Regions from separate parts of the Mus musculus genome. Here all the other regions are linked to region 2. The links are chromatin contacts, found by POLR2A ChIA-PET in ENCODE. All regions are on one chromosome and are shown on one strand. The core of a region is the stretch at or near the end of the contact, and the rest is flanking DNA. Distances in the headings are between cores, read along the strand shown. Region 1 holds the start of Grina (glutamate receptor, ionotropic, N-methyl D-aspartate-associated protein 1 (glutamate binding)). Region 2 holds the start of Hgh1 (HGH1 homolog). Region 3 holds the start of Scx (scleraxis). Region 4 holds the start of Bop1 (block of proliferation 1).

Region 1 (7,383 bases), core at 4,740-7,239, 120 kb before region 2:
GCTCTACAACAGTCTCTCCTGGTCCTCCAGGTTTCTCCTTCTCCATCTCCAGAGGCACCCTGTCCTCCCCTCCATGTGGGCTCTCCAGGGTAGCCAGTAGCTCTCGGACGTCCTCTAAAGACAAAGGGAGGCCACTGGGTCAAAGGCTGGGCCCAGCCAGGAAGCTGATGATAAACAATAGGGTGAATTGGAATAGATATAAAAAGATGGAGATCATATCCGTGGGTACAAGGTAGGCCAAAAGGGCGTCACTGAACAAGTGATAGGGCAGGGCAGGGCAGGGAGGGGATTGTTAAGAAAAGACCGCAGGACGTACTCGGGCTCCCTAGGAGTCCTACCCAGTCTCAAGCTCTCCTGATCGATGCCTGTAATGTGGCCATGGAGGACTTGGAGGGCCTCAGTGGGATCTGTCTGTGGGAAGAGGATGTCAGGGTCACAGCAGAGGAGGAGACATCTAGGTCTGGCACGTGAAAAAAAAAAAAAGGACAAAGGTAGAACTCCATCTTACCCTTTCAGGGTCTATGTCCAGGGTGGCGCTGGCCAGATGTTCTGTCCCGAAGACACACTGGAACTGAGCCTCCAGTCTGTGAAGAAGGTGCTGCCCCTCCACACCCAGCAGGAACCTGGCACTGCCCGGGTGCTTCATGTTCAGCGTGTGACAGCTAATGCTGCCCAGCAGACTCTGAAGCAACTCTTGGGCTGCCTGGCAGGGGGCCCTGGCTCCACACAGCTGCGGGACCAGAAGGAGGGCAGCTTATGGGTTCAGAGCACAGGAAAGGTACCTGGGTCCCAGTAAGAGAAGAGGCAAAGTTGAGGGGATCCTGAGGGGGGGTCACTCACCCGAAAGCCAGTCACATCCGTTCCTTCAAGTGGGAAAAGGGCAACATCTTCTAGGCTGGCGAGGAGGTCCTCATAATAAAGCTGCAGGTAGCGCACAGCTCCTGGTTCCACTGACATCACCATTTCCACCAGGCCCTCTTGCTTCTGCATCTCCCCATACCCAGGGCTCTCCAGCCCAGTCTCTACAGACTCCATGGCTGTCCCCACTAGACCCATTAGCCCCTCTTGCCCTGTGGCAACTTCCCCCAGGCCCTCCTGCTCCTGAACACCCACTGAGTCTGAGGCCATGGGTCCTACTTGCTCTGGGAGCTCTGTAGAGCTCTCTACTGGATCGACTGGGCTTGTAGACCCCATACTCCCCTGGATCCTAATTGATCCCGAGTCAACTGGCAGGGCTTGTCCTGGAGCTCCTACAGGACCTGCCCTTAGAAGGGTTCCTAATTGTTGTGGTGCCTCCCCAGAGCCCACAGCCATGGTCAGAGCCCCGGCCAGTCCTCCAGTTCCTGTAGGCGCATGACCAATGACTCCAGATTCTTGAGTAGCTGAATGGTCCCTGCCACTGACGCCCTCAGCGAGCGCTTCTGGCTCTAAGACATCATAGTGAGGGACAAGGCTCAACTCAATGCCCTGTAGCCAGTGTTTCTGCTTCAGCACCCGTTCAGCCACTGGAGGGAGAGAGAAGACAGAAAGCACACTGAGTCTCTAGCGTAGAGGAAGGGTCCTCCTAATTTCAGACACCACTTACCCTGCCATTGCTGAAAGGAAATAACAGTGCCTAGCTGCCCAGGCAGGCTGCGCAGACCCTCCAGGGGTCCGCCACCACTGCGACGCTCATTTTCCAGGTAGAGCTCCAACAATAACAGGTCCACAGGAGAAGCACTGTCCACCACACGTACTGCTCGGGTCTGGGGCACCCAGGCCAAGGACACAGTGGCTCCATTCAGGGGCAGATTCCGGGCCTGTTCTGCCAGGGCACTGACCTCTGTGGGCAGTATATGAATCAACTCGGGCACCCTCCTTAACTAGAAGCTATGCCGCCCCCCCCACCAGCCCTGCCTCTCACGTGCCTCTTACCTGCCTCAGAAAGGGGCGTGGATAACTGGACCAGGGCACAGTCCTGCCGAGGACTGGCCAGGGCATGGCAAGTCTGCACGGGGTGTCCTGCAGCACCCAGCAAGGCCTGAACATGTTGCTCCAGACTCAGAGGTGAAGTGCCAGGTGGCAGGTGTTGGAGAAGCACACGTTCTGGGGCACGCGGTGGGGCTGGCCTCAGGCTCAGTCGGACACCATGTAGTCGGTGCTCTGCCTGGGCTAAGACCCTCTTTGCATCTGTGAGCAGAGATGAAAGTGTCAGAGATGGCAACGCTTCAGGGCACCCAGGCAACCTCTTGATTCAACCTCCTCACCTGCAGGATCTTGAAAGATGAGGACACCCCCACAGCCAAGTCTCTGCCAGCTCAATAGAAGTCCTCCACCCGAGCGACGGTGGTTTTCAAAGTACAGAGTAATGAGCTCATCTGGTATTTCTGGGGGCAGTCCCCGGAGCTCCAAGGCTGCCCCTGCCTCCACCTCTGCCATCAGAGTCCTGGGCGGCAACACATGGGAGGAGAAGAGGACCACTCACTTCCCCTGTCCAGTCCTCTCTCCCACGCTCTCAGCTGCTCCCCAGCACCCCATATTTACACTCACCCCTGCTGTCTCAGGCCAGTGTCTCAGGCCAGTCAGTTATGCCTGCTGTCCTTCCCAGGCAGAAGGCCTAAGGTAGGAAAACAAAAGTGAAACTGACTGGGGACAGGAAAGAGGGAGGAGCTAAGCCAGAGGCTGTAAGTAGTTCAGGAACTTCCTCTCCTGCTCTAGCCTTAATCCTCAGTCCACAAGGAACTTCTAAGGACCTTTCTGCCGAACCACCCACTAGCCTCTTAGCTAGTGGGGTAGACCAGATGTCTCCTAGACTTTCTCTTCTTCTTTGGCTTCTCTTTGTGGCTAATCACCCTTCCTATGGGATGCTTGAGATACAGTCACACTGTCAACCCCCCACCCCAAGAATCTCTAGGCTTCTGTGCCCTGGGTCCCAGACATGAGCAGCGCTGATCTTAGAGGCTGGCCCCTGGCTGGGTCCGGCTCTTAGAAACCGTCAAACCCAGAGGATAATCAGCCTTGCTTCTAAATGCTAAGGGTGAGCAGTTCCACCCTTCGCCCCCCAAAATCTCAAACCCAGAGACGAATTTTCTGGTCCCTGGGTCTCATATGATAGAGAACTGATTCCTGCAAGTTGTCTGTCTTCCATGTGTGTGCCACAGCATGGCGGGTGCACGCATAAACAAACAAAGGTGACTGTTTAAAAGCCTAATGCTCAGATCATAACACAGCTTTTCCCTTGTGATTCCCTTCAGCCCACATCTGCCTAGTCCTTCTTTCTATGCTCCTTGCTCATCACCATTGCCCGCGATGTAGCCACTGTGCTGACATGCCTTTCTGCTGTTCATCCTTCCACAGAAGGGGAGCCGGAATCACAGACAGGACCCAGAGGGCCTCGCCTCACACCTAAGCTTTGCCATTATTATTATTATTATTATTATTATTATTATTATTATTGATACCGGGTATCACTCGGTAGCCCAGACTGCCTGAAACTCAGTGTGCAGGCCGGACTGGTTTTGAACTAGAAAGGATTCTTCTGTCATTCTCAGTCCTGAATGGTGGAGATATAGGTGTGGACAAGCATGCCCAGATTGGAGGCTGTGCCTTGAGAAGTCACTTTCCTGTCCGCCCCCATAGCTTGCTTGTTTCTTTCATCTCCAGAGCTGCTGCTCTCTACCCACACCTTCCAGTCAGGCCAGCTCGACCTCTGCTGTTCTTCCAAAGGATCATGGGGTTTTGCCCAGTCTATATGTCTAACCCTGTAGTCCTTGAATCTCCATGACCTCCCCCACAATCGAGAGCCTCCAAGACTTCTTGAAGGACCATGCTACCCTTTTTCCTTCTCTGCCACCCCCACTGTGGCTCCTCCACAGAGGTGACAGGGGACCAGCGGCTGCTACAAATCCCAGGAGCCAATGACAGTGAAAGCTAAAGTCTAATTGTCCCCAGTTCCTATCCCTCTAATCCCTTTTCATACAACACACCTGGGTGTTTATTTGGCTCCAACCTCCCAGGTCTCAGCTCTTGCCTAAACCAGTATCCCTGGACCATCTCTAACTTCAAATGACCTAGCCTTCCCCACAGAGCCACATGGGGCTATCCCTTCTCCGTAATTTCCCTCACCCAGCCCTTAGTGAGATCTTTAACATGGAGCTAAAACCTTAAACGACCTCTGAGTTGTCCAAGCTCCTTCTGAGGCCCTATAGTCAACTTTGTGCTTGTTTTACTTTTATTAAAGGGCCCACTAATTATATGAGAGTCTGCTTCTACAAAAGCCTGTCTCATCTATTCTATGCTTTCTTCTTACAGGACTTAACCACCCTCTATCACACTGTACTTTACTTAGAGGGCTTGCCACAGGCGCAGATGCAAGAGAACAGTTCATGTCACTGCCATTGTTAAATCCTCAGGAATTTCTGTGAACTGGATGTAAAACCCTTACTGTCTTCTCTGCTAGTTAGTTTTAACATCAACTTGATACCTAGGATCATCTGGAAAGACAGCCTGAGAGTGGAATTGTCTAAAACATCTTGGTCGGTGGGCATGTCTAGGAGGGATTTTCTGGTTAACTGAGGGTGGGCTATCCACCCTGAATGTGTGTAGCACCATGTCTCTGGACTGTACATGAAAGCTAACCCAGAGCAGGCAAGCAAGCAGCATGGTTTCCTGTTCTTGGCTGTATATGTGAAATGTCTAGCACCTCGAGTCCTTGCCTTGACCTGACAGAAATTCCAGAACTGTGACCTGGAATCGTGAGCCACATGCAACCTTCTTCCCCGGTGCTGCTTTTTAAAAATCAGGGTGTTCTTTACAGCAACAGAACACATCTAGACTTTGTTGGTAAGCATGGCGGGCACGTTTAGCCCAGGAACATGTGCAGAAGCTATGGGCCAAGGACACATCTACACTAGGTCCAGCTGTTAAGCAGCACTATATGGATACAGGAGAGGACCCTTTCCCAAGCTTACTATACGGTCTCAGAGTGGCCATACACCAAGAACCAGGAGAGAACCGGATGTCCTCAAGACACTGAGGACCAGGAGACCACCCAAGGGAAAATTTCCTCAAGAAGCACTCCCCTTCCCTTCTCCCCGCCCCACCCCCCAGAAGTGAAGCAGGGAGTTGGCCTCACCCTCTATGTCCTGACAAGATTATTTTGAGGATCTGAGGTTAAGTGACAAGAGTATGGAGAGAATGGGACAATTAAACGATTAAGTCTCTTGATCTGGACTAGGTGTGGATAAAATGAATGTTGTGGCTTTTGTTGTTGTTTGTCAGGACAGGGTCTCACTATGCAGTGCTGGCTTGGCTGTCCTGGAACTCGCTCTGTAGATCAGGCTGGCCTCAAACTCAAGAGATCCACCCGCCTCTGCCTCAAGGCATGTGCCACTACCACCCAGCTGTGAATGCTGTGTCTTAAAGCAAGCAAGTGTCTGGGTGTCGTGGTTCGTGTTGTAAGTGTAGTTGGAAAGCTAAGGCAGGAGGACTGCCCCATGTCTGAGGTAAGCCTGTGTTGCATAGTGAGTTCCAAGCCAGCTGTGGTTACTGACTGAGACCTTGTCTCAAAATGAAAGGCCAAGAAGGACTCTCCAAGAGTCCTTGGAGGCTTCAGTAAATCCTGGATTTAGGAATCGATATTGAATTCATCAATAGAGAGCTACATAAGCTAAAGAGAGTCTTGCCTCCCGAAGTCGTTAGCACCCACGCCAGAACCCAACCATCTCTGATCAGAAAGCGCAGGGCTTCAGGACTCTGACTTAGGACGCCTACAGACAATAGCAGACTGCCTAGGCAAGCTGGACCAAGCAGTTTCTGTAGGCTCAGAAGCTCCGGGACAGGTGACAACATTCGCCTTACATCAAGGCCCCGCCCCGCCCCGCCCCGCCCAAGACCCCACCCCACCACAAGGCCCCGCCCCATCACAAGGCCCCGCCCCATCATAAGGCCCGCCCAGTCACAAGGCTCTTCTGCGTCTCCCCAGCGGCAGGCGCAGGCCCAAGCAATCCGGCCGCCCAGCGGGTGCAGGTGCGGACGCACCGGCCATCACCGCGCGCGGCTGCGCAGCGGGCACCGTAAGCACCGGTCTCTGGCTCCCGGGAGCGGTGAGTCCCCCCCGACCAATCCCAAGAGTGTACCGCCGCCGTAGCCCCCCTGTCAGTCGGCCGTCCCTTCCCTGTGTTACTGAGCGCGACCGCCTCGGGTCAGTTGGTTCGGTCAGGACTCGCGGCCCGCTCACCCAGACTGGTGGCATCATTGGGGGTGGGGAGCTCTGGCGGCCCTGAGCAAGAGGGAGAGGGCGGCGCTCTGTAGCGGCCCAGACCCGAAGCCCAGCGACCCCCAACCCGACAAGACGACCAATCCACCCTCGGGGCGCATTCTGTGGCCACCGCCCCCTCCTCCGTCGTCCCCATCCCTGCTTTGTTCCCTTGAACGCCCTCTGGTCGCTTCCATCCCCCACACACCCCCGCACCCCTCTGTTCCTGGCGTACCCTACTAGCAGACACCTTAGCAGCCAATACAGGCCTGCATTCAGTACCCGGAGCTAGGGACATTCAGCCCTGTGCTTAAGAGGAGGGTCAGGGTTCCCGCTGGTCACAGATGGCCTGGGGATTTCCTCGGATAGAAATAGCCGCTAGCGCTGGCCCCTTCAAGCTGCTTAATAGGAGGGATAGGACGGGGAGAGCCAGGGCACACCCCCACACCTCTTTAGCCACTGCGCTGTGCCTCTAGACTCTTCGTTGCTGAGCTCTGACCCGAAAGACCCGCAGCGGTGAGAAGGCATCTCCCAAGCTCCAAGCTGAGGCTGACAGCCATCACTCTTCCTCCCATCCCCCACCCCAGGTCGAGCTAGAGGAGCCCCTTCCAAGGGGTCCACATCGGTCTCCCGTGCCCCACCCAACGCCTCCTTGTTCTGTGACTCCCTACAGCCCTGTACAAAGGTCATGGCCAGTTGTTTTTGTTGTTGTTGTTGTTTTCTTCCTTGGTCCGCAGCAGGTATGGCTGTCACTGGTTTCAGTCTCTCAGAGCTAACTGTTCTCTCTTTCTCCTCTAGGGGCAGCCACAGAACCCGAGGCCATGTCCCATGAAAAGAGTTTCTTGGTGTCTGGGGACAGTTATCCTCCCCAAAACATTGTGGGGCCCCAAGCCCCTATGCCTCCCTATGTTCAGGCTCCCTACCCTGGGGCCCCATACCCACAGGCCCCTTTCCAGCCCTCTCCCTATGGTCAGCCAGGATATCCCCATGGTCCCAGCCCCTATCCACAGGGTGGTTACCCTCAAGGGCCCTACCCTCAAGGAGGCTACCCACAGGGGCCATACCCACAGAGCCCCTTCCCGCCCAACCCCTATGGACAGCCACCACCCTTCCAGGACCCTGGCTGTAAGTGTAGGGAAGGGTAAGGG
Region 2 (6,886 bases), core at 5-2,504:
TAAGAGAAAAATCTTTTGAGACCAGCTCATTTTATAGCTCAGGCTGGCCTCAAACTTACACTGACCTTCCTGCCTCAGCCTCCTCAGTTGTGAGATTAGACAGTGACACGTTTATAAAAAGATAAGGAGCCGGGCAGTGGTGGCGCACGCCTTTGGTCCTACCACTTGGGAGGCAGAGGCAGGTGGATTTCTGAGTTTGAGGCCAGCCTGGTCTACAGAGTGAGTTCCAGGACAGCCAGCACTGTCTCCAAAACAAAACAAAACAGAGGCAAGGGAGCCTTTTCTTAGAAACTCACTAGCTGCTGTCAACAGCTGGGAAATCTGGACAGTTGGCCCTACACAGACCTAACCACTTTGCCATTGTAGCCGGAAGGATCCCAGTCAGTATCTAAGGTTGCATAGGATCTGGAACCGTGGCGGTTCCTGGCTATCTCCTACAAAAACCTGACAAGGACCAGCCCTGGAAAAACCCCTAACTCAAGATTTCTAATTTGAGAGAGCAAGGACCCCAGGCAGCTAATTGCTAATACAGGCACAAGAAGCACCAAATGGGATACTTTCCCAGAACAGATCCTAGTACTGAAATTATCTTCTGCTAGGGATTACGTAGCTAAGAAGGCCAGTGTCCTCCCATCTGTGCTAACAAATGTGCCGGTGGAAGGTAATATGGAGCCACTGAGAAGCAAAGAAACGCAGCGAGGTATGGAAGACAGAAACCGAACAGTGCTCTAAAGAGCTGGCAGGGGCGTCTGTCACCAGGTGCCCCCAAACCTGCAAACTATAGATTCATTTATTAGTTCCCTTTGCCCAAGCCTGCTTGACTCAGACTTCTGTCACTGAAGAGGACCTAACAAATGCACTAGAAAAAAAAATTTAGCCCCTCTGCAAAGTCAGAGACTGATCCAAAGCTGCCTTTTCATCGCAGAGTCCTGCACCCTCCGGTTCCTGGATGTCTGAAACCAGGTTTAAAAGGTGGCAGCAAACACTCTGGACACCAGGATCACCGGCTGCCGAGCTTCGCTTCAAATTATGCGTGCTGGTCGCGTGGTTCTGACTCCTGGCAAAGCAAACACGCAATAGGCAGCCGGAAAAGTCCTTGCAAGGATCTGGTGGTGGTGGTGATGATGATGGGAAGGGGGGGAGGGTGCATCTGCACCAGCTTAAGGGGTGCCTAATACTGTGGCCCACAATGCCTCGCGCTGAAACCGGCCCCGCCCCCTTCAGCCAGGTTCTCAGCCTCGGAAGGGTTTTAACGACTTCCGCTTTTCCGGCGGTGGCCCCGGCACGAGAAGTGACTGAGACTGCTGGCGGCATGCGGGGACCGGGAGTAGGTTCGGGGTTCTCTGGTGAGCGAGGGTTGCTAGAGCAGGAGGCTGGCGCGGACACGGAGGCGGTGGAACTGCTGCCCTTCCTGGTGCTCGGAGCGCGAGCCGACCTGCAGGCGGCCGCGGCGCAGCACGTGCTGGCGCTGACTGGTGCGGGCTCGGGCCGCACGCTGTTGGCCGGACAGCCAGAGTTGTTGCGGGCCTTGGTCGACCTTGCGGTGGCCCCGGCCCCAGCTCCTTCCCGCGATGCCTCCCGCGCGCTCGTGAACTTGGCTGCTGATCCCAATGTGCACTGGCAGCTGCTGGCGGCTGACCCGGAGCTGCCCGCCCGCCTGCTGCGCTGCGTGTTGGACCCTCAGTGGCCCTGGGCTGAAGAGGCGGCTGCAGTGCTGGCCAACCTGAGTCGCGAGCCGGCTCCGTGTGCTGCGTTAATGGAGAAGCTGATGGCCGCTGAGCCGGAGCGGTTGGGTCTGGAGCGACTTGTCAACGCGCTGTGCACGCCGAGCTACAACGCGGCCGCACCCCTGCATTACCTGGGGCCGCTGCTCTCCAACCTTAGCCAGCAGGCGGAGGTGCGTGCTTTTCTCCTGGACCCAGACAGGTGAAACCCAGTCGCCTGCGCGGGCGGGAAGGTGGGGAAGTGGAAGTGAACAAGGACAGCAGTGAATATCTTCTTTCAACAGGTGCGTGGTCCAACGGCTGCTGCCTCTTACCCAGTACACAGATTCTTCGGTGCGCAGGGGCGGGGTGGTGGGAACACTTCGGAATTGCTGTTTTGAGCATCGTGAGTGACAAGGAGGGGGTGGTGCCATTGCCAAGGTGGGGATTGGACCCTAGGGAACCCAACGGACCATTATTCTGATCTCCTTCCTTGTCCGCACCTCCAGGACATCACAAGTGGTTACTTGGGGCCCAAGTCGACATTCTCCCCTTTTTGCTACTGCCCTTGGCTGGGCCTGAAGAGTTTTCCGAGGAAGAAATGGACCGTGAGTGACTTGGGTGGTTGCCTCAGGGCTGTCTGGTGCTAGAGGGAAGACTACAAGAGGGAGATGGAGAGGTGTGCAGGTCTGGAGTCCCTCAGTCCGGCAGCCTTTAAGGAGGGGGTCGTTACAGACACACACAAGGCTCACCCAGGCAGAGCAGGGCTTGGGTGTTCAGCACAGGGACCAATAGTCTCCCACCCTCACTCCTAGAGCTGCCTGTTGACCTGCAGTACTTGTCACCAGACAAGCAACGGGAGCCGGACGCTGACATCCGGAAGATGCTCATCGAAGCCGTCATGCTGGTGAGCAGGGGCCTGGGGTGTTAGTGCCTCTCCACAAGTCCGTATTGGCATCCGAGTAACCTTTTTCCATCTTCCTAGCTGACAGCCACGGCACCTGGTCGGAAGCAGGTACGGGACCAGGGTGCCTACTTGATCCTTCGAGAGCTGCACAGCTGGGAGCCAGAGCCCGATGTGCGGATGGCTTGCGAAAAACTTATCCAGGTGAGTGCGGGGGGTCAGAAAGGCTAGGCAAGTGCCAATGGCTTATGAGCCCGCTCACCTGCCTCCTCTTCTTGCAGGTGCTTATTGGTGATGAGCCAGAGGCTGGCATGGAAAACCTGCTGGAGGTGCAGGTACCTGAAGACGTGGAACAACAGCTCCAGGAGCTCGACCAGCAAGAGCAACAGGAGCTCGCTCAAGAGCTAAGAGGCAACGGTGCCCCACACACCTGAAGCCCCTTTGGCCTGAATGCCAGCTTCAGACCCACCTTTGCCAGTGTTGGCGCAGGGTTCTAGGGTCAATGCCCAGTAAATGGTGAGAAGCCCAAGGGTGCTGCCCAATCCTGTGCCCTGTTGCAACCGGCAATAATGCACATAGTTCAGAGCTGCACTACTGAGCTGGAGCTGGCTGGGTTCTGTCACAGCTGCCTACAGATGAGGCAGGATGCCGGTGGTCACTGGAGCTATGAAGAGCCTATTCCCAGCTGGTGATAGGACTGGACTGAAAATACTGCAAGCCCTGGGAAGCCAACTAGGTTTTCATTCCTGAAGGCACTGAGGGGTCTGGACGTGGGTAGGCTTAGAGATGTAAACAGCGCCGTGAGCCCCAACCTTCGGAGTCTTCTTGCTTTCCTTGCCCAAGACCTTAAAAGACAGACTACACTTGGATCCTCGTCCCTTCCTAGAATGCTCTGCCATCCGAGCCTGTGAGCCTGTCTCTGGATGACTTGCTGGGTTTCCCATTTGCTGCCTCCGTTTCTCTGTTTCACCTGTCAGCCTCCTTATTCCCAGGTTGAATTGGGACTTAGCCATTCAGCTAGATAGAACCTGCTCCTTGGTTAGCTTTTTCAAGTCTCGGTTGCCTTTCAAGGCGGATTTCTGAGTTTGAGGCCAGCCTGGTCTACAGAGTGAGTTCCAGGATAGCCAGGGCTACACAGAAAAACCTTGTCTCGAAAAAACCAAAAAAAAAAAAAAAAAAAAAAGACATCCAGACTCTCCTGCAAGAGATTCTCCTGCGTGTTCTTGAAGCATTTACCCCTGTACGATCCTACCCCCAACATTTGGAGCCTACTCTGTGTATGCACCCCTTCTTCCTAACTCTGTAGATACCGTGGCAAGTTTTGCTCTACTGTGTCCCCCTTTCTGAGCTACAGATCTCACTCCACCTGTGAGTGACGTTTTCTTCAGCAACAGGTCCTTCCAGGTCCCTGAGACCTGTAGTCTCCAAGGGAGTTTGCAGTGTTCTATTTCATACCCCTGAAGCTGGAAGACTGGTGTATGTGTTGTCATGCATGGCTAGGTGTTTTCACTGGGTACCAGGAGTCTTCTCAGCCCCCCCCCTCCTCCCCGCCCAACCCCATGATGCTCTCCAGCACTCTTGTTAAAGCTTTGACACTGTTGGCACATTCACCGTGTAGACTAGTGTTTTCCCCCTGACCCAGGTCCCCAAGGAGATACCCAAAGGCCACTGGCCCACCCTTGTAGATAGCTGCATCCTTAATTCAACAGAATGAACATTTTTTTAATCTTCCCACACCCACCCACCCTCAATTCAGCAGAGAGTGCCCAGCCATGTTCCTGTTAGGGAACATGGGACATAGAGAGCAGCCACCTGCCATGGTACGCCCAAGCCCAAGGGTGGTAGAACCTATTGCTCTGGTGCAGGCTTCCAGGTGTTGCACAGCTGGGCCAGAGACGGTCTCCTTGGAGATGTCCTGCCACTGGAGGAGCTGGAGCCTTTGCTTCTGGCATGCCTGGTGTCTCTGTCAGGCTCTGTGTTGTCTGGGGCTACTGTGGACCAGGAATGATCCTGTTCTGCAATGGAGCAAAGCAAAGGGTCATATGGAGTGCTAGACACTATCTAGGCCCGCAGGCCAACCAATTAGCTGTGAGCCATTCCCCACCTCGGGGAGCTCCAAGTGCAGAGGACAGCATGTGTTCTGCAGGCAGCATCCAGCAGTGAGCAGCTACCTGCTGTAGGTCCAGACGTTCACATGGATGCAGCTGAAGCAGCCCTCGGATCAGGTCCCGGCACTCTACAGGGGAGGGCTCACTGCTGGAGCCTGCCACAATCCTGACCCACACTCTGCTACTGTCAGAAATGTTGGCAGCTTGACAGGAGTCACTACTAGTCCTGGCAAAGGTTTGGGGGCTATTATCAAAAGGGGACTGAGGTGCAGAGGAGGGGTGTGGTATTCCAGAAAAGTGCCATGTTAGATATTCAGTAGGATTGGTAGCCCTCTAAGTCAGTCCCACCACAGCTCAACTTCCCCAACATACAGTTCGAGGACTGTACTTTTCCAGCACATGGGGGTAATGTGATACCGTATTCTCATCGCGGTGGTCCTGGTCTCGCTACCCTCCAGGCTGGAACTGGGCCTTGGAAGGAGCGTGGCGTGATGGTGCTCACCTGGGGACAGCCCTGGCCTGAAGATGGGACCTCGACGAATCAGGTTCAGCATGCGATGGGGCTGGTGTTCCTTGAAGGGCAGCTTCCCAGACACCATAGCATGGAGGATGATCCCTCTGGGGACCCAACTTCCTCAGGGTGTTGTCCCTTCCTAAGCCCACCCACAGGTCCTGCTGGGGGCTACCTGGGGTACTCACAGGCTCCACAGATCAGCCTGCTCACCGTTGTACTTCTTGCTCATGAGGATCTCTGGGGCCGTATAGGCCACCGAGCCACAGAAGGTGCTCAGCAGGGAGTTCTTGAGCCCCACCCAGTTGGCAAAGCCAAAATCTGCACACAGTGTACCGGCAGGGCGGGGCAAGGGAACACAAGTGATGGACAGGTTGGGGAGAGTGGGTTCAAGAGGACATCTGTTAGGATGGTGAGGGCTGGGAAGGGAAGGGACCTAAACTGTGTGTTGTAAGAATAAGGGAGAAACTAGGCAGGGGCTCCCGTGGATGCAGGTCAGTGGGTTTAGGCTATAGGTAGGAGCTGAATTCAGGCCTTGTGGGAGAGTTGAAGGTCAGGGCACATGAGTCTGGGACAGGCAGAATTTGGGAGGTAGGAGTCCAGAATTAAACCAGACCAAGGGAGCTGTGTGGCCTCACCTGTCAGCTTTATGAAGCCCTGGTCATCCAACAGGATATTTTCACATTTCAAGTCCCTGTGGGAAAAGGGAATGTGGGGTTAAGTGGGTCAGCAGATCTCCAGGTAGGCAGATAGGCCAGATGGCACTCTCACCTGTGTACAATGCCAACATTGTGGCAGTGGGCCACAGCGCTGACCAGTTGCCAGAACAGCCTTCGGGCTTCTTCCTCCTCCAGTCCTGGGCAACATCGGAGGTCTGACACTGCGTTGATATGCTCCAACAGGTCACCTCTAGCTGCCAACTCCAGTACCAGGTAGGAGCGCTGGCTGTTCTGGTAGGTCTCATACAGTTGAACCTAGCAAACACCCCAATACTCCATGTACACTGTCGTCCTGAGGAAGGCTGGGAGTGTCAGGTATACTAGCTCTCGGTTGCAGGTTGAGAGTAGACTCTTCATGCAAGGACAAACAAGAGGTTCCAAGTGAAGAAGTGGGGCAATGGGGTAGAGCGCTGGCATGGTAAGGACCGTCTTACTATGTTCATGTGCTTGTAGGTAGCATTGAGTGATAAAATCTCACGGGGCAGGAACTTTCTGGAGTATTCCGCCGGGGCTTCAGCCATGGACACAATCTTGATAGCCACCTGAGAAAGATGTAGAATGTTCAACTGTGTGTAGACTCCTTACGAATAGGCCCACTGCTATTTTATACATATTGCTCAACTTCTCCACGGGGCTGAGCAAGCAATATCCTCGGAAGGAAAGTGCCTGCCGCACTTTTTGTCCTGGGTACATATATGTTTGAGGGATTGGGGGACAGAGCATTGGGAAGCTGAGAAGAAATCGGACCTAGGAGGGAGGTCCTATAGAGGAAGCTAGGGGAACTAGAAGGTACCCGAGAGAGGTTAGGACAGGAACCAGGATCCATTCTAGAATGGAACCAGGCTAGGGTAACCCCAAGGAACCCACAGAGAAGGTGACAGGCCTGCCTCACCATAGTGTGGCGCTTGCCCCGCAAGTCAGAGGATAGCCTAGGGTTGTGC
Region 3 (6,899 bases), core at 773-3,272, 89 kb after region 2:
GACACCTGCACACAAAGGTAAGGTCAGGTGGCAGCGTGGAGACCTTAGAGTGTGCAGGAGGAGGATACCAGGGTTCCCACCTTCTCCTTTTCAACTAGGGATGGGATGAAACTACGCTTGTCAGCTGGGCGGTTGGTCACAGGGTGGATCATGATGTCACCGCTGAAGAAGTCCACAGCTGGCTATGGAGAGAGGCAAAGATGTTAGGTTGGGGGGGGCAGGGCGTTCATGGACTTCAGACTGTAGGGCCAACCGTTGTTGCCTACCTCATAGGGATTGAAGCCTGAATCTCCGAACTGGCCTCTCTGAAGCCGGTGTACCAGGGCAACCTGCTCATCAGTTAGCCGCAGATCACGCCCTGTCATCTTGTCTTGCACAGTGCGCCTGAGGGAAAGCCAGTCAGGGCCATACTCCAGGCTTGAGGGACCACAGGTCCCGACCCAAGGTCCAACTCACCAGAAATCTGGGTCATCCATTTTGTCCAGAAACTGGTCGAGCTCATCTCGTGTCCGCAGGGGCTTGTAGATACGTTTGCCATCCAGGTCATAACCCACATGTGGGAATTCATCGTACCATGCCAGGGGCACATTGCCCACAGTGTTCCGAATGTCCTGTAGCATAGTCACCACGTCAGCACCTGTCCCTGCCATGCTTGATCCTCTTCAAACCACCCAAGGGCAGAAGAGCCACTCAAGATCAGCCTCAAGTGCCCAGAAGCCAAGTGACCCAAAATCCGCCCTAGCCTTGGCCCCGATGTCTGACGTGGCGCGGCAGGGGTGCTATGCCCCTCCCCCAAGCCCTCGGAGGCGCCTGAGCTTTACCTTCACATTTTCCACTGAAGTGATGCCAACCCTAGCCTCCCCCCTCACTGGATTCCTTGGCCAAGGCTCTGGGCAGCCACAGACAGGGATGACCTCATCGCCTATGGGCTCCCTCCCCTGGCAAAAGCCTTAGGTACAAGTGGGTAGTTTACAAGGCAGGAACCATGGGAAGACCCCACCCCAACCTCAGGGAGACAAACCTGTTCTGCTCGGCAGGTGGTCAAGGACCCCCTTCCAGCACCACTGATCCTCCCCCTCCCATTTCAGTGGGCAGAGCAGCCACATTCCTGGACACACATTCCTGGTTTCAGCCCCTGCCAGCCACCACCACCCTCACTCCTCCCAGCCTGGGGACTGCTGCCCAGGCGGCCACTTCCTGCAACAGTAGCCACAGGGAGGAGGGGCCCAGACATAACTAGCACAGATGAGTGCCAGCAGCCCCTCAGCAAGACCCCTTGGGCCTCGTCCCACTGCACCTGTCCACACCAGCCCAGAAATGCCCCATGCTCTTGCTGTACGCTCTCCACCTTGAGGGCCACTTCCGAACTGGAGGGATGGAGAGGTGCCGATCTTAGCTCTTATCCACGTGTGCACTGGCTTTGAGAAGCCCCATGAAGCATACAGCAAGGATGGGGGTGGGGCCCCCAAGCAGGATGGGTCAAAGGGGTAAGATCTGGCACAAGGCACAGGCCATGGAGTCAAGTCATGCCAACCACACACACCCATTTCTAGACTGCTACTGCTGGAGTCACCCCCATGAGTGCACACACACACACACTCTCTCTCTCTCTCTCTCTCTCTCACATACACACACACACACACACACACACACACACACACACACACACACACACGGCCTGGCACAAAAGACCCAAGTGCACATGGAAGGAGAGTCAGACAGGGTGTGGCCAGGCACTCAGGGCCAGGGCAGCTGGGTGAACTTAGGCATGCCAGGAGAGAAAGCCTCTTGATTCTTGATTTATTCTCTTCTGCCCTGTAGAATGGGTGGGATGGGCACCATTGTCTTGGGGCACTAGTAGCACCCCAGAAACGCTCCAACCAGAAAGATGCTCGGGGGCCCTCTAGGCACGGCTATTAAAAGGGAAAAGGTGCACGCACGAGCTCTGAGTAAACTCCTCCAGGCCAGAAAGGGAGGCGGAGGCCAGGCGCGGGGGAGGAGCTGACTGCTATAAAGGCACTGCTCGGCTGGCGGCCCCACTCCAGTCCGAACACATGTGCCCGCCTCACCCGGCAGCCGCCACCGCGGGGCGCAGCGGAGACCCCTGGCCCGGCGGCCTGTGGGGACCTAAAGAGGCGGCATGAGCAGCGCACGGTGGAGCTGACGCCGCGCCCCCTGCCCGGCCCATGTCCTTCGCCATGCTGCGTTCAGCGCCGCCGCCGGGTCGCTACCTGTACCCTGAGGTGAGCCCGCTGTCGGAGGATGAGGACCGCGGAAGCGAGAGCTCGGGCTCCGACGAGAAACCCTGCCGTGTGCATGCTGCGCGCTGTGGCCTCCAGGGCGCCCGGCGGCGGGCAGGAGGACGGAGGGCCGCGGGTAGCGGGCCAGGACCCGGGGGGCGGCCAGGCCGCGAGCCCCGGCAGCGGCACACAGCGAATGCGCGCGAGCGGGACCGCACCAACAGCGTGAACACGGCCTTCACTGCGCTGCGCACACTCATCCCCACCGAGCCAGCGGACCGCAAGCTCTCCAAGATTGAGACGCTGCGCCTGGCCTCCAGCTACATTTCTCACCTGGGCAATGTGCTGCTGGTGGGTGAGGCCTGTGGCGACGGGCAACCATGCCACTCGGGACCCGCTTTCTTCCACAGCGGTCGTGCGGGCAGCCCACTGCCACCGCCGCCGCCGCCACCACCACTGGCCAGAGACGGCGGCGAGAACACCCAGCCCAAACAGATCTGCACCTTCTGCCTCAGCAACCAGAGAAAGTTGGTGAGCAGGGCTGGGAGCACCGAGGGGCCCCGATGTACTCACCAGCCCACACCTGCCAGGCAGAGAGGTGCAGGGCAGGGGCAGCATTCCCTAGCATCTACACCTGCCAACAAAGCTGTGCCCAAAGGAGGGAAGGGCACAGAGGAGCCATACCTTGGGACACAGACTCCCATTGGTAGTGGTCATAGGGACCTGCAAATACAGGATCAAGAAGTAATGCTGAGATGGGCCACCCAGAAGTTCCGGGAGGGAGGGCAGGCAGCAGGAACCTGGCAGGGCAGAGGGGCCTTACTTTCAGGCTCGTTTCCCATCAAGTTGAGAAGTGAAAGGAGGTGAATTCAAGAAGTAAGAAGTATATCTATACGCTTCCATCCAGAGGGGAACAATGTGAAACAGTGAGGCAGTCAAAGGGATGCCCCCACTAGGCTGATGTGCCACTACCCCTCCGCCCCCGCAGCCCACCTCCACCCCAAGGCTTATGGGCACCTGCTGCCTCTCCCCTGGTCTACTGAGACCTGCAGTAGAGGGGCTAGGGGAGAAGGCTGAACTGAGAGATGCTGGCCAGCCATGATTTACTGCTCTGGCCGCACTTGGTGGCACCGGAAAAGCAGGGTGAGCAGGGAAAAAATACAACGGCTTTCCCCAATCCCCATTTCCTCTCCAGACAGCACGCGCAAGCTCCTGGGGCCTGAACATCTGGGAAATTTAATTTTACAGTTTCGGCTCTGCAGCAGTATACTCCCCTCCCCAAAATGCACTGTGGGGGTGGCAGGAGCCCGGGATGGGGTGCCCTAGCACAGGCAGTGCCCCCAACAGGAAGCCAGGAAGGTTCGGGCAGTGCTGGGTGACACTAAGTCTCCACTCAGACCCTGACACACCCCCATCCCCTCTGCAGAGCAAAGACCGTGACAGAAAGACGGCGATTCGAAGTTAGAAGGAGGAGGGTCCACAGCAGCCAAGAGGTGATGCCACTAGTGAAGGTGGATGCCACTGAAGAGTCACGGAGAGCCCCACTTTGGACCTGATCTGAGCGCAGGTCCCCAAGAGCACGCTCACCAGGCCAGACCTGCCCCAGCTATGAGCAGGGCCTATGAACAGAGAGATGGACAGGCGGGTGATGGCTTGACTCTAAGCAGCCGAACACTGACCCAGGCCCACTGGGACTTTCCATGCTGGCTCTCTACCTGGGCCAAGTGTTGGCATCTTGTGTCTTTAATATGATAATATAAAGTCTGGAAATTTTGTATAATTAAAAATGAAACAGTATCTTCCAAATTGAGGCAGACTACCCTCTTGAAAGGATGTGAACTCACTATGACCCTAGCTCTCTCACCCCATCTTCCCAGAGTGAGGACAGGGTTAGATCACCTATCAGGAGTTTGTACCAGGGGTATATGTGTGTGTGTGTGTGTGTGTAGGGAGCAGGGAAGGGGGAGAGGCGCTGTGTGGTGACTGAGATAGAAGGAGAGAGGAGAGGGCAAGCCCACTTGGCTCATGGTAAATAGCAGCAAGCAACACAGCAGCCCTGCCTCCTCCGATGAGGGGATCAGATGGGGACCTAGGCACGGGGATGTTTGGTTTCACCAGCAGTGTTCCATTAAAAATGGGTACAGGGAATAAGCACTGCTGTCAGCCAAGCAGGCTAGCAGGCCTAGATGGGCCCGAGGATACCATCCGAATAGCAGCTACCTACATGTCCCCACTGGTACCCACGCAGGCCCAGAGAGGCTCTGGGTCCACGGGCTGCCAGAGCTTCTGATCTCTGCCTCCAGCTGCACACTGGAAGGATTCCTAGCCATCCAACACTCTGTCCTACCCAGCTCTCCCAAAGACCCCACTGGCCTCTCAGCAGGCTCTGTGCACAGCTGGCCGATCATTAAAACCCTGCAGGTGACAATTAGTTGAGTGGTACAACAGAGAAGAAAGGCCAGGCCTGACTTCTGGCTAGGTAGTGGGTGGAGGATGGCAGAGGGCACCAGGTGCTGGCACTGGCAGGCCTCCTGGTCCCTGGCTGGGGGGTAGACCAGGTGTTGAGGCCTACGTGGGCATCCTCATAGGGAGGGACAACAGGGCCCCTCCTCTGCACTGACGGGCTCCAGGGAATGCTGATGCAGGAAACAAAGGTGTAATTTTGGAGGAAATTCTCAAAGCCAGGCCATTAAGGCAGGGGCAGGGGGCTGTGTCCAATCTGATAGAAATATAACGGGATAAAGAGTCACAGCGGCAGGTTTCGTTCAGAAAGAAATCCAACCCCAAATTTCCTCCCCTTAATCCTGCAGGAGCTCACAGCTGCTCGGAGGGAGGGAGAAAGGGCACTCAGTCACACACTGCAAAGCTCCTGCAGCCCAGGAAGCCAGAACCTGGAGATGCAGCTGGGGCTGACGGAGGCCACCTTCCTTTCTCATGCCCTTCCTTTCTCATGCGTTCCCCATGCAAGACTCTGCCCAGCTTCACTTCCAAGCTACAAGGACTCTGTGCTAGGTGCTGGGTTGAGTGCAGAGTCACAGCCTGGCAGGGTAGCCCTGTATTAGGCAGATGGGTACCAACCCCCACCCAAGGACCCCAGCTGGCCTTCCCACTCTGGACACAGGTCTCCTCCCCCTCACTTAGAGGCCTCACATTTCAAGACCTGGGTGCCAATCTCCCTCACAAACCCCAAAAGGACCAATGGCTGAGTGGTACCTACTTCAATAGTCAAATGGCTGGGCCAATGTCAGAGGTCCACACACAGAAGGCTCGGAGAAAGCCCCCAAATACAGGTAGGTACGCTTCCCCATGTGCAGAGCTGCCAGTGTGAGCAGCATGGCTGGGGGCTATGGGGCCAGACAGAGGCCCAACCATGCCCAGCTAGCTCCACTCGGCATCTCAGGACTTAATAAAGCCCAGCAGAGGAGGAAAGAGCCAACAAAGGGACCAGGGCAAAGGAGAAGGCAGGGAAGCCCAGGAGCTAGGCAGCCTGAGCTTCAGTAGGACTGAGTGGTAGGCCAGGGTCAACCAGACAAGAGCCAGAGAGGCTTGGGTGTCAAGAGGGGTCAGATGAAAGGGAACGGGCCGTAGGGCTGGAAGGCTCTCTAGAGGCCTGGAAGTTGGGGTGCGGCACGCGCCCGGCCAAGGCCTCCACTGCAGGGCCTGACTCTGAAAGAGGCTGCAGCTTGGCCAGCCTCAGGCCCGGGCAGGCAGCCCAGCCACTCCCTGAGCTGCACCGGTAGCAGTGGCTGAGGGTTTGGCCCGACAGCCAGCAGGAGGAGGGGAGGGGCGGGAAGAACACTCCGTCACCCTCCACTGCTCCAGATTCAAACCAGACCGGGGGTGGCATGGTCCATTCCCATCCTGTGGCTCCACGTGAATCCACAACAGCTTATGGCCAAAGAGTGGCAGGTGCTATGTACCCACCACAGCCCCTGGCATCCTTCCCAGAGGGCAACTTTACCCTCTACCACACTGAGGAGCTGTGGGACAAAACCCAGGGGCGCCCTTAGTGTGTGCCCCACAGAGGCAGCTGGGGGGGGGGGGGGCTGGCCCACACCACGGGCCAGCAGCCACCCTTTCGAGCTGAGCTGGGCTGGAAACATTCGGCTCAGCCTCAGCTGTCAGCTCCCTGTCCCCAGCCTGGGGAATGAGCCGCTGGCGGCACCACATGATTCATCACCAGGCTGCCTGCACCCCAGGCCAGCCGCCCCCGCCCTGCTCAGCACCTGCGGACTGCCAGGAAACACATGTGACCCCTTTGGGTCAGGCCCAGCACTGAGACCCCAGGCCAGGCTGATGGAGGGCGGACAGACGCAAGGGCCGTGCTTTCCTGGGGGGCTATCCAGGCTCCTAGGAAAAGGGTATAGGATGAGGTTGGTAGGTCCACATCTATCCCTCCATTTTATCCCATCTCCTTCCCCCACTCCCCCCACTGCACCGGACGGCGGACACAGTGTCGGCTGGGACTTTTCCGCTCTCGATGAGCCCCCTCCCCTCCCCCTCCCCAAAGTGGCTGCAGCTGTCAGGACCGCAGATTGGAACTGCAGGTACGGGGCTGGCCCGCTGCCCACCTCCCTCCCGTGTCTGTCTGCGAGAGAGGAAGCCAGCCCACCTCTGGAATCCTTCACTCTCTCCTCGTTCTGCCTCTCCCACCTGTCC
Region 4 (6,736 bases), core at 4,215-6,714, 110 kb after region 2:
CAAATAAACAAAAGGGCCAGACCTTGGTCTCTACCAAGCTCACCAATACTGGGGTCTGGCTGCACATGACCAGACATTCCATGTGGAGCTATGTGAGGGGCTCAGGGCTGACAGAAAGGAGACAGGGCTAGCCCAGGGTTGACACAGCACACGACACAAGGTCTAGCTGCTCATCAGGGAGGAACCTGGGAGAAGAGTAGTTCCACGTTGGGCAGGGCGACTGTAGACATTTTAAAACATGACAAGGTCAGTGAGATAGCTCAACCGGTAAAAATACTTGCTATGCAACCCTGACAGCCTAATGATCCCCAAATCCCACACTGGAAGAATAGAGTCAATTCTCACAAGATGTCCCCTGACCACACACATATGCTGTGGCACAAGCACACCTGTATTCACACATGCAATAATAACAAATAAAACATATCTAGAAATCTTTATGCTCCTCCTACCCTAGCCTAGAAGGCTGTCCTTCTTAAACCTGAAAGGGCTGTGACTGCTTTACCACGAGGACAAAGCAGCCCATGGGGACATTACACGGCCCTGGAAACAGGCTTTGATAGCCCCGAACTACCATCTCAGGACCGTAACACAAGTGACAGTGCTCTGCACGCTCTCACCAGAACTCAATATACAGCTTCCTAGGGTAGAATGTAGCAGACCCTGTAGGATACACATCCCTCTGCCCCACAAGATGACACTACAGAACAGGGACACATGATCCTTCTTTACCCAGCCTCACCTCTGACTTCCATGTGCGACTGTTTGACAGTGTGCAGCTCTGAGACAGGTAGGGAGCAATTGCTCCCTCCTTCACAGTCTATGACAGAAGACAAGTAGGGAGCAGGGAGGCAGGGGAAGGGCGGGACTCGGGAAGCTGAGAGAATTCCTGGTCCCAGACACCCACAGCTCCAAACTCCACACTCCACCAGATGGCGCTAACACTTGATCTCCAAGCCTGTCAAGATACTTCCTAGTAGCTAATCTCTGCTATGCCCCAGAGCATACTGCGGACCCCAGCAAGGCATTCTTGCTAGAGGCAACACTAAGTCAGAACTCAGAACTCTCCAGTTAATGTCAGGGCTATTACCTTTTCTTACATTCTTGCATGTCAAAAGTATGAAGCAGTGAGAAAACGGGGTGGGCGATGGGGGTGGAGGGGTTATGATACACAGACGGACAGCACACCATACACATACCTCAACATAAATGTTTTAAAATTTGTTTTATTTTATGTGTATGCATGTTTGCCTGCATGTATGTCTGTGCACTACATGCCTGCTTGGTCCTTGTGGAGGCTAGAAGAGGGCACTGGATCTAAAACTGGAGTGACGGGTGGTTGTGAACTACCATTAGAGGTACTGGCAATCAAACCCAGGTCCTCTGGAAGAACAGAGAGTGTTCTGAACCAGTGAGCCATCTCTGCAGTACTCTCTCAAATATACGCTTTTTAAAAAGCAAAACCGCCCATTATAGTGGCACATGCCTTTAATTCCAGCTCTTGGGAGGCAGAGATGGGTGGATCTCAAGTCCAAGGCCAGCCTGGTCTCCAGAGTGAGCTCCAAAGCTACACAGTGAGACTCTGTCTCAAAAGAAAAAAGAAAGAAAAAAAAAATCAAGTATAGGGGGACAGGTCAACAGACATTAATGGGAAGAAATGGCCACACAGTCACAAATCTACTCAACACCAAATAAGAACAAGACAGCACCACCTGAGGTGTGGTGGAGCTCCTGCCTCCCTCGAAAGATGTCCTGGGATCAAATCCCTAGAACCAGCTGGGCAGAGGTGCCGCACACCTTTAATACCAGCACTTGGGAGGCAAAGGCAGGCGGATTTCTGAGTTCAAGGCCAGCCTGATCTACAGAGTGAGTTCCAGGACAGCCAGGGCTACACAGAGAAACCCTGTCTCGAGGAAAAAAAGAAAAGAAAAACAAAAAACAAAAAAAAACTTCCCTAGAACTCACAGTAAGGACAAGGGAAGGGAGACAGAGAAAGGAGAAGGAAGAAACAGGAAAGGGGGGGGCCGTGGGGGTGGTTATGAGGTCACTGGTGAAGTGGCTCTGGGTAGAGAGAGAGAGAGATCCTGACTCAGTCAAATAAAGTGGCCAGGAATCAAGGAAGATCCAGTATTAAGCCAGGCTCCACTCGTACCCACCCACACACGTGAACGACTCTACTTATACACCAGCCACACCAAAACAAAGCAAACAAGAAACAAATAAGAAACCTACAAAAAAGAGAGAGAGAGAATAGTAAGCCCCCAATCTTACAAAGACCATGGTCAGCACTTCTTCAACCTACCATACCCAGACGATCTAGGCCTGGCTTCTTGGTTTCCAACCTGACAGCAGACATGATTAACCAAGGTCATGATTCCAAAACGACAGGGCCACTGAAGTGTAAACCATTACAAACTAGTTTGCAGAAAGCTTTAAACTGCTGCTGTATTTTAATCAAATTAAACTTTTCTTTCATTTTTATCAAACAAAGAGCAGAATACAGTCTTCCCCATCAGTACAGCAAACAACTGCCTCAGCTTCCAAGGCCCACGGGCAGCTATGCTGGCCTCTGGTCTCTCCTGCTTTTTCTGCTGAACATCCTCCCTCGCAAACACGTACCACTGGCACCCCTAGCAGGAGCATCCCATCTCAGGCTCTGTCTCTAGAAAACTCAAGACGATCCCTAGACCAGTGTCAGCCCGTTGTCCCATAGAGGTGGTCTGAGAATTGTCTGACGAGCAAAGACATGAGCACGTGGGCATTCGTCATTCTCAGGAAAGGCACAGACAACTGAGGTTACAAACCCTGGAGCTCAAATGTGTGACGAGGGACGGATAGAGGACCAGGTTCCCGAGGACACCACGAAGGGGACAGTGTGAAGCGGACAGCTCCCAGGCAGGCACTTCCTCTTTCTGGCCATCCTCATGTGCAGGAGAGCCCATGGAAGCTGGTCCCTCACCCACCTGTGCCAGCTCCTCAGAGGTCTCCTCTGCCCTATGGTTGTCTTCGTCACCGCTGGATCCGGCCACTCCTTCAGTGTCTTCCTCACTCGAGTCACTGCCCAAATCTTCGAGGCCTGAAAACACACTCTCCTCGCTGTCAGAGAGACTGGAGTCAGGATCGCTGAGGAGAGGAGGCTGCAAGGAATCAGAGGGTTTAATAACTGCCACCTGGAAGCAGGTGCCTCTGGTCACACACTTCCGTCTGCGCCGAAACCACTCACCCGGCCTGGAACCCTCCTCCTCTCCTGCCTCTGTGGACAGAACCTGCCCTCGGAGCAGACACACCAGTCCCCAGAGCCGTGCAACAAACAGAGGGAACCTTTCAAGAACACACTGGCTTTGTGGGGATCAGTTTCTTCTCACTGTGCCACCAAAACCAAGTTTCCTCCACGGACACACTCCACACCCTACTGTCACCTAAGGGTCCTGAAACTGACACCAGCTTGGAATGGGACCCTGGGCCTGGGGGGGATTAGAACTCCCTGGAGGCTCTGACCAGCTGCAACAGGAGGCTTCTTTACCCTGACGACCAGGACCAAGCCCTGACGGACAAGTCGGAAAGCTGAAGATTAGCAAGATAAGCCTATGTGTTGGTTTGAATGACAAGAGCCCCCCACCCCCCTATACGCTCATACATTTGAATGTTTGGTTCCCAGGGGATGGATTGCTGAAGAAAAATTAGGAGGCGTTGGTAGGTCACTGGGCGTGGGCTCTGAGGCTTCAAAAATCCACATCAAGCCTAGAATCCCTCCCTCTTCCTCTCTCCCAGCTCATCAAGATATAAGAGAAGCTCTTAATTGCTGCTCCAGCACAATACTCTCTGCCATGGTGGTCAAGGACCAACCCGCTAAAACTGCAAGCAAGCTTCCAAGTAAGCTCTTCCTTTGATAAGGTGCCTTGGTCTTGGTGTTTCATCCCAGTGCCAGACAAACAAACCATCTGCTGTCTTTTTTTTTTTTTTTTTGAACAGAGAATCCTGTGAGTACAGCCCTAGAGGCCACTTTACAACGAACACAATAAGACATTCAAGCATTGTGAACAGTTTTCTATCACTGACCTCCAAAAGTTGAACAAGTACTTGAACACTGGAGGAAGCATGTGACTGCACCTAGTACTCACACTGTAGACCAAGCTGACCTCGAACTAACGGAGGTCATCTGTCTCTGTCTTCTGAGTGCTGGGATTAAAGATGGGTGCCAATGCCGCTGGCTAGTTCTTGTCTACCTGAGTGGCCTTCGCTGCCAATCATCACAGTGATCACCTGAGTTTCCATAGATGTCACACTGACATTCTCTTATTATTGACATCTCTAAAACTACGCTACTTGTCATACTAACAAGTAAAAGTACTGCACGCAGTTAGGGCATAAACAACTGACTATTAAAGGCTTACTGCCTAGAACTACACAGAGGGAAAAGCTTAGGGGCGTTTCATAAAACAAAGGGACAACTTACGTAGTGGTTCTCAACCAGTGGGTCACAATCCCTCTGGGGCGAGCAACCCTTTCATAGACTATCCTGCATATCAAATAATTACGATTCATAACAGTAGCAAAATTACAGTTATGTTTTCTTTTTGGTTTTTTCGAGACAGGGTTTCTCTGTGTAGCCCTGGCTGTCCTGGCACTCACTTTGTAGACCAGACTGGCCTCGAACTCAGAAATCCACCTGCCTCTGCCTCCCAAGTGCTGGGATTAAAGGCGTGTGCCACCACCACCCGGCAAAATTACAGTTATGAAGTAGCAGCGAAAATGATTTTGTAGTTGGGAAATCACCGCAACACGAGGAACCGTATTAAAAGGGCCACAGCATTAGGAAAGTTGAGAACTTTGAGGATCCAATTCAGTGGAGTCAGCTGTGCATGCCTTCTACCACCTACATTTGATGAATGTAGCAAGCCTACTGAGCTTAGCAACATGGACTAGCAATGGTTCCATGACAACCAGTTCTGGATGCCCTGGGTTCCAATCAGACTTCCATAATCTCAAGTCCTCTTTTGATTCACAACACACCTGACATGCTGGCTTGGTAGCACAGCACGAGCGCAATTACAACCTTTCCCAGGACAGGAAGCACAGATGGAAGGTCCAGAGACTATGGTGAGGGGACTCTTAAAGGTCTCTCCCTTAACACGGTTCAAGCCACAGAACTATCCCCCGGGTTCCAGCGCCCCTCGGCGCAAGTAATGTTCTGCTGAGAGTTCCAAAATAACAGCCCAGACTGGACGATCAGGCTCTAGGCGACCCACACGACACTACACGCTGCGCCACGGCCCGGCCTCCCTGGTCTTGCCAAGTGCCTGCATGGTTCCCAGAGGGATGCTGTCCGCTACTTGGAAGTTACCTCTTGTATCTGCAGCTCCTGATCAGGTTCCAAACGTCGTTTCCCCGGCAGCGATGCCGGTGACATGTGGGGCTTACCACACGCCCCCGCCATGCTGCGCCGCGCCGGCTACCGATCTACTGCCGCTTCCGGCAGCGGGAGCGCCTCGTGTGCCCCCAGCCAGGCTCCGCCCTACCAGGCTCTGATTGGTGAGCAGCCCGGGTGAAGCCATCTTGCGCAGGCGTAGGGTGCGGCGCAAGGGCTGGGCCGGCAAAGTAGGCAGGGGAGATCACGGCGCCTGCGCACAGAGGCTACAGGTCTGGCCCTAGCGAGAGCGCGCCGGTCGCAAGATGGCTGCGGCCATGCGAGGCCTTGCTGTGTGTGCGCAGCGGGCGGCGGAGCGGCCCGGACGGCAGGGGCAGCGACGACACTAGCTCAGCCTTCAGCCACTCTTCTAAAAGGCCACCCCAGCCTCTGCCTGCTTTCGTCCGAGATGGATCTGGCCGTGGGCCCCGGTGCAGCGGGGCCCAGCAACGTCCCGGCCTTCCTAACCAAGCTGTGGACCCTCGTGAGCGACCCGGACACAGACGCGCTCATCTGCTGGAGCCCGGTAGGAGCTGGCATGGGCCGGAGCGGCCTTCGAGGGAGGGTCCTGTGGCGGGAGGGGACCTGCTTCGGAGAAAGCGGCCTGCGAGTTAGTCGGGCTCGCCCGGGTTCAGCCATCCTGGCATCCTAGAGGGAGGACGCCGCTGTCTGGGGAGGAAGTGCGCCCCGCCCCCAGAGCCACTCACGGAGAGTAGGCCGAGACCCCAAATCATCCTACATTTCACCCGGACAATAAGGACGGGGCTTCCAGTACAGGGTCTTTGCTCACAGAGAAATAGTTCCCAGAGTCCGTCTGCGTTTCTGCTTTTTAGGCAATCATTCAGAATAAGTGGAAGGCCTAAGGAATGCATGAGAGAAGAGCGAGAATAGGAGGATGTGGAGCCTAAGCTCAGCCCCGATAGTCTCCAGACGCCAGAGCAGTTTTGCCCGGCCCTCCAAGGGCCGTGTCGAACCCTGTTCTGTTGCCTGGCAGCGGACTGTGTACACCGCACACCCTGCTGGCCCTGCATCTCTGGCTGGCTTGCAGAGGTCGTTCCGTGTTTGTGTTAAGTTGGAAAGTAGAATCTGCTGTTCACATGTGGATTCTGAGGGCCAGAGCGCGCAGAGCTAGCCGATGGTGGTGGCCTGAAGACAGGCCACCCTGATTCAATGGGAACCTTTGGAGGGATGGAGGCGGCTAGGTGCCACCACCTTGACCTTCTGCAAGCCAAATCTGGCGGGTCTCTCGGTCTCTGCGGAGCACTGCCCCCTCGCACAAGTTTCTTAAGCTGGCAAGAATGGAGAAAAGGCCTGGGTGGCAGATGGAGG

The links. ChIA-PET counts read pairs that join two places held with the same protein, here RNA polymerase II (POLR2A).
Region 1: POLR2A ChIA-PET joins it to region 2 with 11 read pairs in Patski. The contact joins the promoter of Grina here to the promoter of Hgh1 in region 2. POLR2A ChIA-PET finds 5 or more read pairs at or near these places in 3 of 5 experiments (Patski and embryonic stem cell).
Region 3: POLR2A ChIA-PET joins it to region 2 with 12 read pairs in Patski. The contact joins the promoter of Scx here to the promoter of Hgh1 in region 2. POLR2A ChIA-PET finds 5 or more read pairs at or near these places in 2 of 5 experiments (Patski and embryonic stem cell).
Region 4: POLR2A ChIA-PET joins it to region 2 with 11 read pairs in embryonic stem cell. The contact joins the promoter of Bop1 here to the promoter of Hgh1 in region 2. POLR2A ChIA-PET finds 5 or more read pairs at or near these places in 3 of 5 experiments (Patski and embryonic stem cell).

Annotation. Positions count from the first base shown.
Region 1 is chr15:76,240,818-76,248,200 of GRCm38, forward strand. It overlaps Grina (glutamate receptor, ionotropic, N-methyl D-aspartate-associated protein 1 (glutamate binding)), which reads left to right and starts at 5,990. Exons shown (of 7, transcript NM_023168.3): 1 at 5,990-6,083; 2 at 7,034-7,360. The coding sequence starts at 7,057. Parp10 (poly (ADP-ribose) polymerase family, member 10) reads right to left here and starts at 2,623. Exons shown (of 11, transcript NM_001163575.1): 1 at 2,530-2,623; 2 at 2,247-2,425; 3 at 1,915-2,169; 4 at 1,586-1,822; 5 at 841-1,505; 6 at 509-730; 7 at 339-411; 8 at 1-114. The coding sequence starts at 2,418. Mir6953 (microRNA 6953) reads left to right here and starts at 7,374; the gene lies at 7,374-7,383.
Region 2 is chr15:76,367,644-76,374,529 of GRCm38, forward strand. Hgh1 (HGH1 homolog) reads left to right here and starts at 1,255. Exons shown (of 6, transcript NM_021555.2): 1 at 1,255-1,926; 2 at 2,009-2,109; 3 at 2,213-2,311; 4 at 2,519-2,610; 5 at 2,689-2,811; 6 at 2,889-3,768. The coding sequence starts at 1,313. The coding sequence ends at 3,041. It overlaps Tssk5 (testis-specific serine kinase 5), which reads right to left. Exons shown (of 8, transcript NM_183099.2): 1 at 6,838-6,886; 2 at 6,380-6,487; 3 at 5,998-6,200; 4 at 5,865-5,920; 5 at 5,415-5,547; 6 at 5,218-5,333; 7 at 4,712-4,843; 8 at 4,315-4,622. The coding sequence ends at 4,456.
Region 3 is chr15:76,455,416-76,462,314 of GRCm38, forward strand. It overlaps Scx (scleraxis), which reads left to right and starts at 2,023. Exons shown (of 2, transcript NM_198885.3): 1 at 2,023-2,771; 2 at 3,667-4,053. The coding sequence starts at 2,187. The coding sequence ends at 3,705. It overlaps Bop1 (block of proliferation 1), which reads right to left. Exons shown (of 16, transcript NM_013481.2): 4 at 457-611; 5 at 267-384; 6 at 81-182; 7 at 1-5.
Region 4 is chr15:76,471,785-76,478,520 of GRCm38, forward strand. Bop1 (block of proliferation 1) reads right to left here and starts at 5,465. Exons shown (of 16, transcript NM_013481.2): 1 at 5,345-5,465; 2 at 2,964-3,137. The coding sequence starts at 5,437. Hsf1 (heat shock factor 1) reads left to right here and starts at 5,578. Exons shown (of 13, transcript NM_001331154.1): 1 at 5,578-5,933. The coding sequence starts at 5,817.